4 separate regions of the Mus musculus genome follow, and all the other regions are linked to region 3. The links are chromatin loops, found by intact Hi-C in ENCODE. Cell type or tissue: gastrocnemius. All regions are shown on one strand. Region 1 overlaps Sidt1 (SID1 transmembrane family, member 1). Region 2 overlaps Sidt1 (SID1 transmembrane family, member 1). Region 3 overlaps Spice1 (spindle and centriole associated protein 1). Region 4 overlaps Naa50 (N(alpha)-acetyltransferase 50, NatE catalytic subunit).

Region 1 (5,000 bases), 63 kb before region 3:
AGAGTTGAGCATCATGAGAAAGGAAATGCACAATGACCAAAGGTTTACATAATCTATGCCTGCCAAACAAAATAGAACCATCTGGGATTTGCCCTTATCAACCATACTCCTCCTGTTCTTGAACCCCATAAAAGGATCCCCAAATAATAGCCAAGACCTTTGAGTAGATGTGCATGGTCTGGACGCCTGACTACTAATTTCTGATCTGTACTATTGATTATCTTTTGAATAGTTTTTTTTTTGTTCTAATTTGAAGTCTGTGTACCTTTATTTCAAGAACTTGAATAAGAGGCCAAAATCTGGAAGCACGTAGCCCAGACTGCAATCACTGGTAATGCCTAAAAACCAGCCAGCCAGTCTTCTATTCCAGCTGGGATGGAGTCTCTTCCCCTTCATATACTAAACCTAGGCAAAGCCCTTAGGAACAGATCAACCCACAGCTTTGCATTCAGCGAGACTGCCTCCACCCTGGACCGTTGGGCCACAGCGTTGAGAATCCAGTGAATGAATACACGGAAGTTTACGATGTGTGGATACAGCTTGTTGGTAATGCTGTAAGTCTGACATTCCCCATAAAGCAAAAAGCTTAGCTGAAGATCAAAAAGTATTTCATCGAAGCAAAGTTTTGGTAATTTCTACATTTCAAGTGCCTTCTAAGCCAAGAAGAGAAGAGGAAGAGGTTAACTGTGAACCTCCTTGACCAGCAGTGAAGCTGCTCTTGCTTGAGACCGGTCATGCAGTCAGTCACACTGTTCAATCTTCATTTCCTCTAACCAAATGCAATGCCATTCTCTGCCCCCCAACTCCCCTTCCCTTCATATTCATTCAAGTTTTGTGAATTTCGCCTCCTACATTTTTCAAGACACCTCCTCACTTTCTACCTTGACCATTCATTGTATTAGCCTTCTAATCTCTCTGCATCCAATATTGTCTCCTTCAAACCCATCCCTCACACTACTAATCGTGCAACACAGACAACTTCATTCTCAATGCCTTCCTATGTTCCCACTACCCCATTCTATGTCCCTCCTCCCACCTAGTGGCTGCCTGTTCCTACAGTGCCCCCTCCCACCATCCCCTGCCTACAACTACCAACCCTAATGACACAGAATCACCCATTGTCATTGGGAGTTGTTGGGAAAATGACGTACATGTGTGTGAAAAGAGTTTAAAGGCACAACTGCCTCACTTTGAAGTCTGAATTAGAGTAAACAAATGCTTTGTGCAATTGAGAAGCATATTTAGGAAGGTGTAAATTTGGGACGATGTGATTTAAATGTTTTAAATTTTATTTATTAATAATAATAATTGTTATTATATTATTATTATTTTGGTTTATCGAGACAGGTTTTCTCTGTGTAGCCTTGGCTGTCCTGGAACTCACTCTGTAGACCAGGCTGGCCTCAAACTCAGAAATCCACCTGCCTCTGCCTCCCAAGTGCTGGGATTAAAGGCGTGTGCCACCACTACCCGGCAGGACGATGTGATTTAAATGGAAAGAGGAGAGAGTCTAAGAACAGGAAGCCAGAAACAGAGTTGAGCTTTGATTTTGACCTTTCTTTGTCTCTGTGAGTTTGGACATGATCCTAGCATCTCTCTGGACCTCAGAGCTGGGTGCCCATGCATCCCTCTTGTCATGGCTTCTAAGGAGGTAGACGTTTGAGGATGGATGGCTTGAGCCTAAAAGTCCGAGGCTAGACTGGCAGCATAGGTAGATTCCCGTCTCAAATAAGAACAACAAAAATCCCTGAGCATCAGCGAAACGCGTTCTCTATGCATTCTAGTCTGTCATTCTGAACTGTATGGCAGAAACTGCCATGTCAGGGCTCATTCTCAATACTTGGAGTCTGGTTCTTACCACAGCCCTCATCTGGACTCCATGACCACCATCCTCTCCTCAGGCTTGTGTGTTTCATAATGCTTGCAAGGTCTGTTTGAGGCCACAAAGCCATATTACACGAAGTGAAAACAGACAACAGTGTGGCAGAATAGATTTGCATGTCATTCGTTACCTTGACCGAATGGCTTCAGTTTCATAGCTTCCTTTCCGAGGGCTCGAACGACCTCACTGAAAAATCAGCCCTGCAATTCTTACTGGCTACCGCTAGGTGACAGTAAGAGCTCAAAGGTACAACTGGCAAAGGCAGGGCCTCCCTGAAGGTTCAAGTTGAGCTCAGGTTCGAAGAATGATCGGCTTATTGTAATGATGGCCCATGAGCTGAGTGGGTATCCACAGGCAAAACAGAGCCGAAAACCGAGAGTCATCGTCACCTACTTACGGGAGCTGGAAGTGCTTGATTTTGGTGACCAGCAACTTGTAGTGGGCACCATGGGGCGCCATGGACGCTACATCTACAAAGATCAGCTGCTCCAAAGGGCCCGTCTCATTGGTTGCTTTTGAAGGGCATAGAGTGCGGCTGACTTCCTGGTAGTTGTAGCTCCTTTGGTATCTGTAGCCGCGGGTATAGACAACATCAGCAAGGAGAAGGAGACACAGTGAACACAGCCAGGGAGAATGCTATCTCACACTACGCCCCTCTAATCTGGCTTCAAGTCCTATGCTTTCAATTTCAGGCTGGGCCCATTGATAGCAATCCTGGAACTCCTATCGTTGACATCCATCGTATGACAGGGACATAGAGACTATTATGTCCAGACCAGTATCCTTAGCAGTGTCTATATTCCATTAAGTCAGACTCCCAAGTCATTCAAGGAAAACCACTAAAATCTGAGGAAGGAACTCTTCTAATTAAGCAGCCAACGGAATCTTTTCTTTTTTCAGTTTCACTGATTTCAAGTGAAAACAATCAAACTTCCGTATTTAACACTCAAATTCCAGCAGCTTTAAAAACCATGCAATCACACTTCAGCTGCCTGTTTCTCTACACCTTCTGGGCTTTGTATGGATGCCACAGTGCTTTAATGAACTCTCCATGGCACAACAGGTACTCTGCCAGGGCAGAGAGTTCTGTTGTTTTTCATAGCGTCTTCCTGAACCTCCCTCTTGGCTCTGCTCTGTAAATACCACTGAGCGAAGAGTGCACACAGAAGAGACTTTTGAAGATGGGGTTCATGCTGCTTGTACGTCGACTGGTATGGGATGATCCATTTTCAAAAGAGGGGATAGAATATTATGATAGGCCATTGTTCAAATGGCCTAGCCACTGAAGTGCTAGACAGAATGCTCATCTGAAATTCAGAGAGAATAGAAATGTATACCACTGATCAGCCTTGGGGCATCCACTGTTTGCACTTGGCATGCACTACCCTGGCATTTGGATGCCTGAGTTCTCTTCTGGCTAAGAGGGAAAAACCAGACAAAACAAAACAGAACAAAACAAAACAAAAAACCTGGCTAAGTCTAAGGACATTGTAGAGTGTCAAATGTAGTGAAGTTGCCTGGGCGGAGAATACTTACAGTCCTTGGAAGAGCAGAGGGACCTGCCAGGACAACACTTCTTTCTGCTGGCGAACCACAACCAGGACTGGGTAGTCCAGGTTGTCAGAGGAACTGTTGACATGCACCCGCACGGCTGTCACCTGTGAGGCAGGCGAGAGCAAACTCACTGACTCCAGACATTTCTTCTCATGACAGGCACCCCAAACGCCCCAAGTTGTCTTTTATTATCCGGAGTGGGTCTCAACCTTGACCACATGTTGAAGTTGCCCCAGGAAATAATGGATGCATTGGATATAATCTGCTTAAAAATTCTGATTCAATTATTCTGTGATGAGGCCAAATTACGGAGCCTTCTCACAGCAAGCTTAGGAGTTGGAGCTGAGCAGCCGACTGACATAAGGCTTCAAGAATAACTCCAGAAGAGAAAAAGAAAGATGGATGTATTTTTTCTTATTTGAATATAAATAATATCAAAATCACAATCCCCAACACACTTCATAGTCTACAAGACCCCCCAGCTGTTGATAAACTTCGGGTATGGTAAATCATTTTGTTTCCATTCTTTTTTTTTAAACAACCCACGAGATGGTCTGTTGCTCCCTCTCCATCCTGCAGAGCGTCCCATGGAGGCTGAGTCCTTCCTGCTCAGGGGTAAACAGGTCGCTAACATAACCGTCCTCACCAGCAGCTCACAGAGCACACAGGGTGATCGTGGATGAAGCTGAGGCTGCTACTGGAGCTACAGGGCTTTGTTATTTTCCTTAAAAAATGTACAGTACCATATGAAATATAGAAAATAATGAAGGAAAATAAAGAAGAGTAGAAGAGAAACTAAAACTTACATTACACTTACTAAACGTGACATTTTAATTTATGGGTCTATTGCTTTTACTCTCTCTTCAAAGTGTCTTCATTAGGGGGCTGGTAAAATGGCTCAGCAGCCAGCTCAGTGGTTAAATCAGAATTCAGATCCCCAGAACCCAAGTAAAATTCTGAGTGGGCCAGGTTGCCTTTCTGCCTTGGGATACAGAGACAGGAGACCCCTGGAGCAAACTGACAAGAGGGATTAACTATATCCGCTTTGTCTTTGTCTTTGTCTCTGTCTCGGTGAGTAAGCTTGGCAAGTTAGTGAAGACATCTCTCATTCATTACCTCCAGATACACACATGTACACCTGCACCTACACATGCAAACATGCATGTACACAGGCATGGCGGTGGGAGGTGGGGCAAGCGCTCTCTCTCTCTCTCTCCCTCTCTCTCTCTCTCTCTCTCTCTCTCTCTCTCTGGGAAGAAAGATCTATCACACATGCGGGCTGAGAGGAAACAGACCCAGCCAGGGTGTTTTACCCTAGCACTTACTTCTCTCCGTTCTCCCTGACCAAGCCACTGCTTCACGTTTTCAGTGTTAGGACAGCCAAAGAGTTACTTATTAATTTGATAAGAAATGCATGCTCCCGAGGGAGCATTTCCTGTGCCTACAGTGTGTCTCCATGGAAATTGTGTTGCAGCTGATAATTGCTCAAATCACATCTCTAGTGCAGACCTCTTTGTTAAACCGGGATTTCTGCCGGCTCTGCCTCTCAAACTTAATGTGGCTA
Region 2 (5,000 bases), 120 kb before region 3:
CTGCCTCTGCCTGTGCTGGGATTAAGGGCATGAGCCACAAAACCTCACTTGTTTGGAACTTTTTTTTTTTAAAGATGTTTGACTAGGACAACCATCTAATTGATAGCCTTCATATGACCCATGGAGGCCAACAAGTTTTTGAAATAACGAAGAATAATAGAAAACAAATTGCGAACGAGAGAGCATTCTAGGAAGAAAGACGGCACAAAATTATTCATGGAAATTATCTTTGAATTTTTAAAACCAGGAGAAGCTTGCTGTTCAAACGTCCAAAACACATATTTGAACACAGATATTTGAAAGAAAGAATGATAGTTTTTCAAAAAGAGGCCTGCCCCATCCACTTCCTTACTAAATGCTCAAGAGAGCACAGGTGAGGAGTAACTTCGATTTCACAAGCAAGTAGGCATGTGTGCACACACTTATATGTCTATTTTCTGATGACATCATACTCCACACAACCAGGAAGCCTGATCAAAATGGGGCTTCTCCTCGAGTTTGCCAGGTGGCATGAGAGAAGAAAGCTCGAACATTGCGCTTTTTTGTTTTTTGTTTTTTCTTTTACATCCTCCTGGGAACAGAGAATGGGATCCTGTAAGAGGTGATTAGTCATGACCTCTGTGACTCATCCAGTTGTGGGGGGAGGGAGGAGCACGTGCCCATCCTGAGTTACTGCTGGGAACTTTGGGCAGATAGTCGGGAACCCTGATCTGCGTAAGTGACAGGTTCAGGTGTGGAGGACAGCAGGGTAATCCCGGGAAAAGGCTATAATGGGCATAGATTGAGCTGTGTGTCTGGGGACCACCAAGCACGGTTGCTTTTTTGCTCCAGGATCCAGAGTCACTGAGGTGAATGCTGCCTGTCTAATGCTCAGCCACTAAGCGCTGTCCATCACTTCCACTGCTGTGGAAAGCATTTTCTCCATCTGTGTCCATCTTGGAGCTGTTAGAAGTCTAGGGAGAAAGAGGGACCTTCTAAGAAGGCCGCATCAGAGTGCAGAGTCAGCATCCAACAGTGAGATGAAGACCTGAAGAAGCAGGTAATCACCCAGGCCTTGGATCCACAAACGTTCAGAAGTGTGCATGTCTACATCCCATCCCAGAGCATTCCCAGCCCTGCCAGGAATTCCGCATTCCTTCTGAAGAGGTGACTTAGCTTGACTTACTAGAATGTCTGTCTCCAGTTGGGTGGGGACTTGGTCCCACTTCTGCACCGTATTCTGAGGAGTTCGGTCCCCTAAGAGGCCGGGGAAGAATTCGATGGTGCTTTGGCCTTCTATAGCAGCAGGTGTCTCAGAGGTGTGGAAGTGGCCACACTGAAGGTTCTAGGTGGGAGGTCTGAGTAGCTGGTTTCTCTGGTCAATATCTATGAGGATGGGAGGGGCCAGGTGGAGAAGCTGGCCTGATGCAGCTTGTGTCTAGACTGAACTCTACGTTGCAAACAGAGGTTCTTGAGCCTCCAGACTATGTCTCTGTGCGCAACAGGGCATCCCTTCTACCATTCTTGAGGTTTAGTTCAGTCCCAAGCTCTTCCTGTGTGAATTCAGACACCCTTGACTCCCTCCAGGCAGGTGGAGCGTCTGGCAGTGGGCAAGCTGCTACACTCACCGTGTTTTCCACAAAACAGCACCAAGGTGGGTTGCTCCGTCTTCCCCCTGTGATGCTGGGTGCTCAGAAGACAGGGATCTGGTCTCTCCGGACCACATCCAGGTCATCATCCAGGGTCAACAGCACCTGGAGTGAGAGGGTTGGAGATGGGAAGAGAACATCCGTGAAAGGATCTTAAACAGGAAGAAGGCACATGAGATAGAACACAGTCTATTTCACAATTGTATCTGTGAAGGTTGGGAGCTCAGGCCAGAGGATGGTAAAATACTTGGGTAAGTGTCCTGGATGGTGACTAAGGGAAATGAAGTATAGCAATCGCTGTACAAGAAGAGAGGGAGGAAGAATTTTAGAATACAACCCACAGGATCAACTAAGCAGGGATCATAGGAGCTCCCAGAGGTTATCAACAATCACAGACAGACCCTGTACGGGTATGAGCTAGGTCTTCCATATATGGTTCTTCTTTTGTTGTTTTTTGTTTTCCGAGACAGGGTTTCTCTTTATAGCTCTGGCTGTGTCCTGGAACTCACTTTGTAGACCAGGCTGGCCTCGAACTCAGAAATCCGCCTGCCTCTGCCTCTCGAGCGCTGGGATTAAAGGCGTGCGCCACCACTGCGCCCGGCCCATATATGGTTCTTGTAGGGCCACTAACAAGGGTTTGGGTGTCTCTGACTCTTTTGTGTGCTTGGGACGCCTTTCCTCCTACTGTGTCACATAGTTCAGCCTTGATATGAAGGTTTGTGCCTATTTTTATGTAACTTATTATTCCTTGTCCAGGTAACATCCCTGGGAAGCATGCTCTTTTTTGGGGGGTGGGGGTGGGGATAGAGGAGGAGTGGATCTAGGGGAGGAGGAGGGAGGAAGGATGGACTGGGAGGAGTGGGGGAAGGGGAAACTGCAGTTGGGATGTAATTTATGTAAAGAAAAAATTAAAATAAAAAGGAAGTAAGGGAGAAGGGGAAGTAGGAGGTAGGGAGGGAAGGGGAAGGGAGGAAGAGGGAGAGGGAGAGGGAGAGGGAGAGGGAGAGGGAGAGGGAGAGGGAGAGGGAGAGGGAGAGGGAGAGGGAGAGGGAGAGGGAGAGGGAGAGGGAGAGGGAGAGGGAGAGAGCACTTCAATTCCCACCCTACACAGAACCACTAGCTCCATTTTGTTATCTTTTGTCCCCCTATGGGAAAAGTCCAAGGGTCAGAGAGATTGGCTGAACTTTCCACACTGGCCACTAGAGGGAAGCCATGCTCTGCTTTTGTGTGATTGCATGGTTGGCCTCAGAGGGCTTGAAGCCATCTTGCAGTGACAACCCAGTTATCACCCCAGCCTGTGTTCAGGCACCACAGACATTTAATTAGGGGGAGGGGGAGGACTAAATGCTGACGGTGGTCATCTTCTAGAAGCATGTCTACTCATGGATACTGGGAAGGGGCACAGCAAACTACAGGGACCCTAGATTTGGAACATGCTCATTAGGTGGCTTCTCTGGGAACTTAATCTTCACAAAATCCATAGTGAGACGACTGGAGGAAGGGAAGGAAGAGAGTCTATTATGAAAAGGAGGAAGTCCACGGATGAATTAGTGAGTGCCCTAAGTGGTTCCTGGGGGAATTCTGAGCATTTAAATCCAATAACCAACTCCATCCAAGGGCACTGTGCAACTTAAGGAAAAGAGTTTGGTCACTCTGTGTGTCCAAACATTGAAAAGTAGAGGAAAATGAAAGTTATGATATCACACAAGGTTACAGTAAAACAAAACAAAACAAAACAAAAAACCAAAACCACGAGATGGTGAGTGCATTGACTTGCAATGAAGAACTGCAGGAAATAACCAGAAGGAATAAAGGTTCGAGGAGCAGAAGGGAACTGTGAGACTTAAGACAGGGGGAGACCCAGCTGACTCACCAGGAATGAGAAAAACAGGGCAGTCGCAGAGAGGAAGTGCCAGATGTCATGGTCATCAAAGAAATCCAGCAGGACACACTCACGGTTCTTCTCCCGGGATTCTGCAGGGGTCCCCTGTGGGGAAAGTGCGACAGATATAGGCAAGAATCCCATGGTTTGAGTATTTCAGGGTTTGGTTTTGAGGAAGCTACAAAAATCCTACTAAGCGCCCAGAAAGTCAGCTTTCAAGGATTGTGCATACAGTAGCTCAAAGCAACGTTTATTATAACAATGTGTATAATAGTTCCAGAATGGAGATAACTCAAATGTCCATCAAGAGATGAACGGACTGGTTACACGTACTGTACTGTGTCCCGCAGGGCAAGACTTTTCAGTAATTAGAGGACATGTTGATGCAGGGCCACTCCATGGAGGACCTAGACACTGTTACACTGTACTCTGCATGGATAAAACCAGGCTCAGGGGCACATGGTATGTGGGTCTACCTCTGGGAGAGTGGTCCTCAACTTGTTAGTCAGGACTCCTTTGGGGCTGGGGGTGGGGTCATACATCAGATCTTTCATATCAGCTATGGATATCATAATTCATAACTAGCAAAATTACAGTTATGAAGAAGCAACAAGATAATTTTATGGTCAGGGCTCACCACATCATGAGGAACTGTGTTAAAAGGTCGCAGCATTAGGAAGCTTGGGGACCACTGCTTTAGGAAATGCCCAGACTGACCACTCTATAGCCATAGAAGGCGGGGTAATGGCTGGCAAGTGCTACTACTTCAAGAAGAAACAAAATGGCTGCTCACTAGTTTTCTTTCTGGGGTCATACAACTGTTCTAAAATCAGATGTGCTGATGCTGTGGTAGAGTTGAGACTTCACGCATGTGCTTCAGACACAGCACTGGTTTTATGAGACATCAGCTTTCCTGCCTACAAGACAGACATAGAACCCTGCCCTGCTCTGCCCTGCTCCACCCCTGCATTTGATGGATGACGACTATGATGAGAGAGACCGTGACAATATGGTAATCAAGTGTTAAATATCTTCTGCAAACAGACTGTAGGAGACAGTGAAGAAGATGTTTGTGGCATCTACAGGGCTTTCAAGTTGATGTAGCATGACCTCAGTAAGGTCACTTGCTGACTAAGTGTGCTCATTAAACCTTCTCTCTTCTGAAGAAGCTGTGAATTTAGATAATGGGGAAACATAAGAAGCAAAAGAGCAAGAGAGGGAGGAAGGTACAAAAGGCATGATGAAGCAAGAACTGCCGAGAGAGAGAGAGCGAGAGAGAGAGAGAGAGAGAGAGAGAGAGAGAGAGAGAGAGGAAGAAGAAGAAGAAGAAGAAGAAGAAGAAGAAGAAGAAGAAGAAGAAGAAGAAGAGAAGGAGGAGGAGGAGGAGAAAGAGGAAGAAGAAGAGGAGGAGAAAGAGGAAGAGGAGAAAGAGGAGAAAGAGGAGAAAGAGGAGAAAGGAAGAAGAGGAGGAAGAGGAAGTGGAGGAGAAG
Region 3 (5,000 bases):
TAATGAGGGGACAGGTGCAGGGTCTCATCTGTGGTGTGGTGATTCTCAGTCCTGACTGCACATGAGACTTCATCATGGCCAAGATGCTCCTGAGGAGGGTGGGGAACCACTGTACCTCAACTCTAAGATTCAGAGTTAGTGAAGCTAGGTGGGGAGGTTTCCCCAGTTCCCGTGTGTTTTTGTGTTCTGCAGGGTGTTAGAACTGTAGCTTTTGGTGAGATTTAGATGTTTTCTTTTACTGTCTTACTTAGTACAGTGATCTTTGGCCTCATGAACAATCTACTCCGAGGAATGTGACGGAGACTCAGTAGGAGAAGGCAAAGTGGTGGCTTTACTTGAGGTCTGACTGTAATTAATACCCAGTGTCAACAGATTAGTAAGATTATTCCTCTACTTTCTGCCTTTGTCAGTTTCTACTGTAGCCATAGCCATGTTGATTTATTATATATTTATTATATATATCCATTATAAGTTACGCTTCCTAAGCTCTTAATTATATGGACTTGGAAGATATTTCACCAAAGGTAGAAATTTGGTTCATAAGACAGTATAATATGTATTTTAATAACCCTCGAAGCATCATACAGGTTTTCAGTGTATCCACACACTAGGACATCCCTGTAGGGTGGAGGTGGTGATTAGATTCTATTGATATGCCAGTGTATCTTGAAAGTCAGTAGTTAGAAATAAATTTACCTTTTTAATGTCTAGGTTTGGATGTAGATTTGCCATAATTTATTATTGTTCTATTTGTGGACACTTAGCTTCTGGGAATAAAAGAACTCAATATAGTAACTTAAACAAAACACAGATTTAGTTCTCTCATGGAGAGCTCAGAGGTAGCTGGTAGAGGGTCCCGCAGTTCTTCAGCATCCTGAACACAGGGTGGCTGCTACAGTGTCCTTCAGTTGTTTGCAGGGCAACAGCAAGTGGAAGTAGAGAGTGTCTGCTACTCCTTTTATGCCAGCCATTGGCACTGTGTGCTGTTCTCCAGGACACTATTGCTTGGAGGCTCCTGTATTCAAAGATGGGTTGGAACTTGAGCTGCTTCCTTGATTAAAATGCAGGAGTCGGCTCAGGCATTGTGGCCCATGCCTTTAGTCCCAGCACTCATCACCAGGAGGCAGAGGCAGGTCGGTCTCTGTGAGTTTGAGGCCAGCCTGGTCTACAAAGCAAGTTCCAGGACATCCAGGGCTGTTACAGAAAAAAAACCTGTGTCAAAAACTCACCACAACCACCACCACCACCGCCACCAGGAACTTAGGAGTTGCTATTAAAGGGCAGTATTAGGGATAAGTAGTAGTGTGTGCCACTCAGATTGCATCTTATCTTGGCATGATAAATAATCCAGCAGATAGTCTTCATTGTGTTTTTGGGTACAGGCTTGTTTGTTGGGTTAATTATTAACAGAAGCACTAAGTCAAGGGCTGGTGCTTTAGCTCAGTGTTAGAGCACTTACCTAGGGTGTTTCAGGGTTTACTCTCAAGTACTGGGGGAAGGAAGAAAAGAAAACTAAGGATCAAAGAGCATGCGCATATTTTGTTTCAGTCACTAAATTTTTCTGTGCTTGTGTTGTCTGTATTTAATGGATATGATAGGACGGTAGGCATATCCCTGATACAAAGGCATGGTTGTTACCATGTTAGAAAAATAACACAGCTTATTTTCTATTGATAATTTGAAGAATTTACTACTTTTTGTTTTTAAGGCATTACCCTGTTAGGGTTTCATTGATGTGAAGAGACACCATGACCAAGGCAACTCTTAAAAGGGACAACATTCAATTGGGTCTGGCTTGCAGGTTAGGTTCAGAGGTTCAGTCCATTATCAAGGTGGGGCAGGGCAGCATCTATCTAGGCAAGCATGGTGTTGGAGGAGTTGAGAATTCTACATCATCATCTGAAGGCTGCTAGAAGACTGTCTCCCACGTGGTTAGGAGATGGGTCTCATTGCTCACTCCCCACAATGACACACTTCCTCCAACAAGATCGCACCTACTCCATCAAGACCACACCTCCTACTAGTGCCACTCCCTGGGCAAAGCATAGACAAACCACCACACACCCTCTGTCAAAGTAAAGTCATGGAGCTGACAGAGCAGTTAAGTGGAAAAACAATCTTATTAACAACTACATGCCCGGTGTCAACTATAATCAGGTCTCAAGTAAAACCCATGCTGTGCGCCATTGACGTCGCAGGAAACTAACTAAAGTGGTTAGAGTTTATTTACTATTTCTAGTGTGGGCCCTAAGCCCAGTATTCTGTACGGTGTGTGCTCTTGGCCTTTGCAGTTCTAAAGTTACTCTATGGAAGGTACAAATGGCAATCTCATTAACTGACCTAGCCGGCCGGCCCACTTGGCCATGGCAGAAAGGATAGCAGAAGAATGCTACTCACTTATATTTCTGTATTGTAAAATAGTAATTGCCATGTGATGTGATTTTCTCTATTACAGAGAAATTCCACTCAGCGTGTTTGATATTAGATGCTTTATTGATTTGAGTCAGGGTTAGAAAAGGAGCTGCCTTGATTTTAAGATTCCTTTCAGCTCAAGAATGCCATCTGGTGGCAGTAGGCAGAGTTGACTCATCTGTAGCATATGGCTTTGGGTTTTGTTGTTGTTGTTGTTGTTGTTGTTTGTATTTATTTATTTATTTAGGTATTTATTTCATTTACATTTCTAATGCTACCCCAAAAGTCCCCTACCCTCTCCCTCACCCACTCCCCCACCCACCCACTCCCACTTCTTGGCCCTGACATTCCCCTGTACTGAGGCAGATAAAGTTTGCACGACCAATGGGCCTCTCTTTCCACTGATGGCCGACTAGGCCATCTTCTGATACATATGCAGCTAGAGACATGAGCTCTGGTGGGGTACTGGGTAGTTCATATTGTTCCACCTATAGGGTTGAAGATCCCTTTAGCTCCTTGGTTACTTTCTCTAGCTCCTCCATTGGGGGCCCTGTGGTCCATCCACTAGCTGACTGTGAGCATCCACTTCTGTGTTTGCTAGGCCCCGGCATAGTCTCACAAGAGAGAGCTATATCTGGGTCCTTTCAGCAAAATCTTGCTAGTGTATGCAATGGTGTCAGCATTTGGATGCTGATTATGGGGTGGATCCCTGGATATGGCAGTCTCTACATGGTCCATCCTTTCGTCTCAGCTCCAAACTGTGTCTCTGTAACTCCTTCCATGGGTGTTTTGTTCCCAATTATAAGAAGGGGCAAAATGTCCACACTTTGGTCTTCATTCTTCTTGAGCATGTGTTTAGCAAATTGTATCTTATATCTTGGGTATTCTAAGTTTCTGGGCTAATATCCACTTATCAGTGAGTACATATTGTGTGAGTTCTTTTGTGATTGGGTTACCTCAAGATCCATCCATTTGCCTAGGAATTTCATAAATTCATTCTTTTTCATAGCTGAGTAGTACTCCATTGTGTAGATGTACCACATTTTCTATATCCATTCCTCTGTTGAGGGGCATCTGGGTTCCTTCCAGCTTCTGGCTATTATAAACAAGGCTGCTATGAACATAGTGGAGCATGTGTCCTTCTTACTGATTGGAACATCTTCTGGATATATGCCCAGGAGAGGTATTGCGGGATCCTCAGGTAGTACTATGTCCAATTTTCTGAGGAACCGCCAGACTGATTTCCAGAGTGGTTGTACAAGCTTGCAATCCCACCAACAATGGAGGAGTGTTCCTCTTTCTCCACATCCTCGCCAGCATCTGCTGTCACCTGAATTTTGATCTTAGCCATTCTGACTGGTGTGAGGTGGAATCTCAGGGTTGTTTTGATTTGCATTTCCCTGATGATTAAGGATGTTGAACATTTTTTCAGGTGCTTCTCAGCCATTTGGTATTCCTCAGGTGAGAATTGTTTAGCTCTGAGCCCCATTTTTTTTAATGTAGTTATTTGATTTTCTGGAGTCCACCTTCTTGAGTTCTTTATATATATTGGATATTAGTCCCCTATCTGATTTAGGATAGGTAAAGATCCTTTCCCAAACTGTTGGTGGCCTTTTTGTCTTATTGAGGGTGTCTTTTGCCTTACAGAAGCTTTGCAGTTTCATGAGGTCCCATTTGTCAATTTTTGATCTTACAGCACAAGCCATTGATGTTCTATTCAGGAATTTTCCCCCTGTACCCATATCTTCGAGGGTTTTCCCTACTTTCTTCTCTATAAGTTTCAGTGTCTCTGGTTTTATGTGGAGTTCCTTAATCCACTTAGATTTGACCTTAGTACAAGGAGATAGGAATGGATCAATTCGCATTCTTCTACATGATAACCGCCAGTTGTGCCAGCACCATTTGTTGAAAATGCCGTCTTTTTTCCCCTGGATGGTTTTAGCTCCCTTGTCAAAGATCAAGTGACCATAGGTGTGTGGGTTCATTTCTGGGTCTTCAATTCTATTCCATTGGTCTACTTTTCTGTCACTATACCAGTACCATGCAGTTTTTATCACAATTGCTCTGTAGTGCATCTCAAAATATTTTTAAACCATTTAAAGAGATTTAGTAATTCTCTTTAGTGTCTATTGTGGATATATATATATATATATATATATATATATATATATACACAATATATGTATATGTATATATACACACACAATATATGTATATATATATTAGAAAATTTATATATATTATATATATAATATATATATTAGAAATTTTAAATAGAACAATAATCAAGCCTTGTCCATATCTTTTTGTTTTTTTGTACATTAAAGTCCTTCAATAGAAAGTACATAGTCAGAGGCACGACTGTAATGGTGTTTAGTTTAACGATCTCTCCATAATAAAAAACCAACTTGTTTATAAATACCTAAGCATGGCTTTGTTTAATCCTAAAAGCTATACTGTGTTTTTCTAAGTCATAGGTCTGTTAGTGGATTATCAGAATACTTCAGTGGTGGAAACACCTTGAGTTTATGGCTCAAAGATTCTTATCTTTGGTATGTGTTTTTCAACTGTATACTTTATTTAATGGG
Region 4 (5,000 bases), 210 kb before region 3:
TGTCTTCAGAAGAGGGAGTCAGAAGAGGGAGTCAGATCTCATTACGGGGGGGGGGGGGGGGGTGAGCCACCATGTGGTTGCTGGGATTTGAACTTCAAACCTTCGGAAGAACAGTCCGGTGCTCTTACCCACTGAGCCATCTCACCAGCCCAGCAGTGTGCTCTTTAAAGGCAAAACCTGCAAGGGAGAAAATTTTGGGAAAACCTTAAGAAAATTGAAGAAAAGACACTAGCTACCATTTTAGCCAAGAGTGATATAAATTTTGGGTTGTGAACGCCTTTAATTCCTCCAGAGGCAAAAATAGGTGGCTCTCTGAATTAAACTCCAACCTCATCTACAGATGGAGTTTCAGGACAATCAGGGTCACAGAGAAATCCTGTCTTTAAAAAAAAACAAACAAACAAAAATTTTTGTCTGCATGTGCTGTGACTACACATGACTATTTGAAAAATAATAGAAATAACAGTTTTTAAGTAGATTTTGAGTACATATTCACTTTAGTTTTACTTTTCTGATTAAATAATTAGCATTTTCTTTTGATACAAAACTTTTATTTAGTGAAGTTGGACATTTTCTACTTTTAGTGGTCATTTGTATTTCTTGTAACTAGCTTTTTTTTTTTTTAAGATCATGATCTTTATCAACTGCCAAAACTTTAAAAATAAAAATAATGTTCTTGGAAAAAATGTAGTTGAGGGGCTGGAGAGATGGCTCAGTAGTTAAGAGCGCCGACTGCTCTTCCGAAGGTCCGGAGTTCAAATCCCAGCAACCACATGGTGGCTCACAACCATCTGTAACGAAATCTGATGCCCTCTTCTGGAGTGTCTGAAGACAGCTACAGTGTACTTACATATAATAAATAAATCTTTTTTTAAAAAAATGTAGTTGAGCTGGACGGTGGTGGTGCATGCCTTTAGTCCTAGCACTTGGGAGGCAGAGGCAGGCGGATTTCTGAGTTCGAGGACAGCCAGGGCTACACAGAGAAACCCTGTCTTGAAAAAAATCGAAAAAACAAAAAGAAAAAAAGAGAGAGAGAGAGAGAGAAAATGTAGTTGAAACATTCAGATCAGTTTTATGGAGCAAGAAGTTGGAAGCTGAGTCTAGATCAGTATCCATCCATAGGAATGGCTTTATTATATATTATGCAATGCTAAGGTGTTTGATTTGTAAGACTGTACAACTGGGATTTTTGATGTTGCTTGTTTTGAGATTTTGTAGCCTAGGCTGGACTTGATCTTCAGGACCTCTGCCTCTAAGTGCTGGCATTACTGATGTGCCTGCTATACTCTAATCCTGCTGAAGGGTTTTTAAACAGAACAGAAATCAAACTTTTTTTAAAATCCTGATTTATCTATATTTATTGTGATGGCATTCTCTCCTTGCCTCATATTACCTTCTTCCATTAATTATACTTTTCAGAATTCAAGCTGAAATAATGGCTTGAGCTGTCCTGCAAAAGGAAAAGTATGGGAATCATAACATTAAAGAAATGGATTTAATAAGTATTAAAATAGAACATAAAGTGTAGGTTTCTATCTGGCAGAAGAGGCTACTCATCTCTATGATCATGTGAAAGGGTCAGGGACAAGATAAACCCTTCATAGGCATGGCTCCAAGTACCTATTTCCTCTAGTTAGACCTAGCTTCTCCTAGTCACCCATTCAGTGTGAATCTGTTAGTGAAGTTAGAATCCCTGTGGTCCAGTACCTTTCAGTAACCCTACTACTTGGGGACAACTCTTGAACATATTCAATCATGATACATAAAGTATACCTCAAAACTAACTTTCTATATTGTCTGAATCGAGCTGTAATTGAATAAATGAGGCTATTCATGAAAGTAGAGAAAAGAGATAGCCTCCAATGGGCAAAAGCTAGGGATCTGATGATGTGCAGCCCCAAGGAGTATCCAATCTAAAATGCCAGCAGTTACATATTAAGAGGCCTTACTTTAAACTCTAGATGAGAAGCCCAAACCTATCAACTGACTCTTTGATTTACTGACAATACTGTCTTACATTTTGGAGTTTGGTAGAGAAGATAAGTGTAAAAGTTAATGCTTAAGTAGGGCTTGTCGGTCCACTTTGGAAGAGGATTGGTAGTTCGGGGTCATGCTAAGCTGCAAAAAACAAGTCCCAGGCCAGCCTTGGCTACAAGAGATACTGTCTTTAAAGTTTAAAGGAATTGGGAGAGGGGAGGACAGACATAGTAATAGAAATTTCAGTAATCGAAAAAGAAAAGCCTTTTGAGCAGTTAGTATATTCAAGCCATGTTTTTGACCTTTCATGTCATTTACTGAAAGTCAGGGTTAAATTAAGTCCTATTAATCAGGAAGGGGAGAAATCTATTTTAATATCTCAAAATTTTTTACTGACCTTAGTCATACTTTGACCTCTGCTAAAATATACTTTGAGTTTGATGTAGATGCACCCTTATGGGGCATGTATCCCTCTCTCTAACCTTAAGGAATACAGGTGATTCCTCTGAGGGAATATGATAGAGTGGATCTCTCAGTATAATGAAAATTCCTAGAAATGCCCAAGTATACCTTTATTTGTAAATATTTTCTACAGGCGCATTCTCTGTTGGAGCGTTAATTTAATCTCTGGGCTCAGAGGTTTCTATGGCACCTTCAACAAAAAATACTGAAAATCAGATTAACTAGTTACAATTTTGTTCCAAGATAGGTTCAATAGGTAGCCATTGAATGAATAAGCAGGTATAGGGAGTTTCTCTGCATTTATTTTTGCTGTTATAAGTAAGTCAGACCTGGGTGGGGGGTGGGAGGTCATTTTTGTGGAGTCATATCTCCATCTTGTGGTCTCTCAGAATATTGCCACTAAATTTGTTTTAAATTTTTGAGCATAATTGTATTATCTTAATAACTTGATACATTTGGGTGTTTTCTACAGTTTGGTCTCTCTAAAACTCACCCTGAAAACTGAGTTCCCATCTAAACAGTATTGAGAAATGTGAATGGCAGGTGGTTAAGTTATAGGGCTCTGTGCTCCTGAATGAATTGAAACCTTTGTTACTGTTACAGAGTCTGTTATAAAAAAGAAGAGCGGAGATCTTTTCCTCCCTATTCTTAAATTATGTGGTGACTGTTAATATAACAAGACCACCAGCCAGATGTGATCCTTCAGTCTTGCATTGCTCTCTAGAACTGTGAGCTACATAAACTTTTAGTCATAAGTTTGCTCACCCTGTGATGTCCTATTGCATCAGCAGACAGTGACCCAAAAGAGTGCTTATTATCTAATGGATGCATAATTTTACAACATGGCTTACAAGAGCTGGTCTGGGCCATGAATTTGTACTGCAAAACTGGAGAGACTTGACACAGGCTGATGATCCCTGGAGCCATACTGTCCTAAAGACTATAAATATCTATATGCATTTTTGTATTTTCTGTTTGATTTTATTGCAATCCCTAGTCTAGTAATTCTTAAATGAAGATGACGTGGGGTTTGATTGCTATAGATTTGAAAATCAGAAAACAATGTCACATTATTTAGTTGAGCTAAGAAAAGTTTTGTCCTCATAATTGCTGTCTTTGGCTTTCTGTAATTCGGATTGTAAACTTGAGTACCAGTAGGAATGATATAGATGAGAGATAGATGAGTAAATCATAAGAGTCTTCTCGTGTGATTTAAGTTGGCAGCCACTTGAAAGGAACAAGGGATGGGTCAAATGCTCTGATCACTTGTCTGACTTAAGTTTTAGGCCAACAATATAGGGTTCTTGCTCTTACTTCTGAAATTCATAAGTTCCTTGTTTTTGTTTTGTTTGTCTGTCTGTGTGACCCTGGCTGTCCTGGAACTCACTCTGTAGACCAGGCTGGCCTCGAACTCACTCTGCCTCCCAGTTCTGGGATTAAAGGAATAAGACACCACCGCTGGACTCTTCTAGTATTTCTATAGTGTGTTGGAAGTAACAATTCTCAAAAGTAGTCTGTTACATTATCATTTTATGTAAAAAGTCTTGAAGTACATTCTCTCTACGACTTTTTGCTTGTTTTGACTCATTTAACACCAGCATTGCTTTAAGTCACGTTTGGTAATATTTAAACTTAAGCACATAAAGATCTTTTAAGGTCATTATTTCCTTAAAAGTGACACTAATGAAAGATAACATTAGAATGAAGGCTCAGTGGAATCACCTTGGATTTAATTTCTCTCACAAATATCCATACAAGGTATACATACATGTAATATGTATTTGTTGTACAGATTTGCACCAAAAGCAGACTTAATAACTGGACGGCTTGATATAGTTGGAGGTTGAAATGTTAAAATTTGAAGATTTTTGTTTACAAAAATAAGATGTATATGTGAATGCATTTCTGTCTTTCTACAATGTTAGAATTTATTAACATTGAATTCACAAGGTTTAATGATTTCAGTGGCAGCAATTTGCCAGGTAGTCTGGTTAAAGTGAATGCAAAAGGTTTTTTGTTGTTGGTTTGATTTTGAGATGGTTTTTCTATATAGCTGTGGCTGTCCTGGAATGGCTATGTAGACCATAGTGAACTAGACCTCAGAATTCCTCTTTGCCTCTGCCTCCCAAGTGTTGGAATTAAAGGTGTATGCCATCATGTCTGACAGATGTAAGTTCTATAAATTCACATCTAAATTGTTAGTGTAGGCTTATCACATAGCAAGTAATGTTTACATATCTAATTATGTGTATATATGTGGTTTGTACAATGAATACAAGTCAGAGAGGCTATAACAAAAGTTGAGGTTTCAGAAGTGAGCTAAGCATCTGTATTGATAATAGCAAAACAAACCAGGGAGTTGCTTCTGGGGTCCAGCTTTGAGAGTTCAGCATCAAGATGGAAAACTGAATATGATCTAAACACAGGGAATGTGAAAAGGTGGACAAAAACCAAAGCTCCAGGGACAGTCTGAAGTCCTCTGACTGTTGGTCCTTTATACACATACAAAGGTTGGGGGGAGGTATATAAGGTGATAGGTTAAAATGGGGCTGTGATATCAG

Evidence for each region. Hi-C counts contacts between places; a loop is a spot of excess contacts. Peaks named below come from ENCODE experiments on the same cell type or tissue, not always from the same donor. Only the 100,000 strongest peaks of a DNase experiment are listed, where the experiment ranks them.
Region 1: it touches region 3 in a loop (6-fold over the local background); 13 of 42 quality-filtered maps call a loop at or near these places.
Region 2: it touches region 3 in a loop (8-fold over the local background); 29 of 42 quality-filtered maps call a loop at or near these places.
Region 4: a loop joins it to region 3, with 3 times the contacts of the local background. A loop is called at or near these places in 6 of 42 quality-filtered maps.

What each region holds. Positions count from the first base shown.
Region 1 is chr16:44,297,523-44,302,522 of GRCm38, forward strand. Sidt1 (SID1 transmembrane family, member 1) reads right to left here. Exons shown (of 25, transcript NM_198034.3): 2 at 3,419-3,540; 3 at 2,280-2,450. Among named protein-coding and RNA genes, the nearest start is that of Sidt1, 33 kb to the right of the region's middle. In gastrocnemius, a CTCF peak has its summit at 2,099; no DNase peak of the experiment used is centred here.
Region 2 is chr16:44,239,967-44,244,966 of GRCm38, forward strand. It overlaps Sidt1 (SID1 transmembrane family, member 1), which reads right to left. Exons shown (of 25, transcript NM_198034.3): 24 at 3,502-3,615; 25 at 214-1,733. The coding sequence ends at 1,671. Among named protein-coding and RNA genes, the nearest start is that of Usf3, 69 kb to the left of the region's middle. In gastrocnemius, a CTCF peak has its summit at 2,823 (motif pointing right); a DNase peak (open chromatin) is centred at 2,840; H3K27ac peaks cover 2,411 bases.
Region 3 is chr16:44,360,135-44,365,134 of GRCm38, forward strand. All of the region lies in intron 4 of Spice1 (spindle and centriole associated protein 1), which reads left to right. Among named protein-coding and RNA genes, the nearest start is that of Spice1, 15 kb to the left of the region's middle. In gastrocnemius, a CTCF peak has its summit at 2,561 (motif pointing left); a DNase peak (open chromatin) is centred at 2,555; H3K27ac peaks cover 1,706 bases.
Region 4 is chr16:44,146,392-44,151,391 of GRCm38, forward strand. All of the region lies in intron 1 of Naa50 (N(alpha)-acetyltransferase 50, NatE catalytic subunit), which reads left to right. Among named protein-coding and RNA genes, the nearest start is that of Naa50, 9.1 kb to the left of the region's middle. In gastrocnemius, a CTCF peak has its summit at 2,838 (motif pointing left); no DNase peak of the experiment used is centred here; H3K27ac peaks cover 1,997 bases.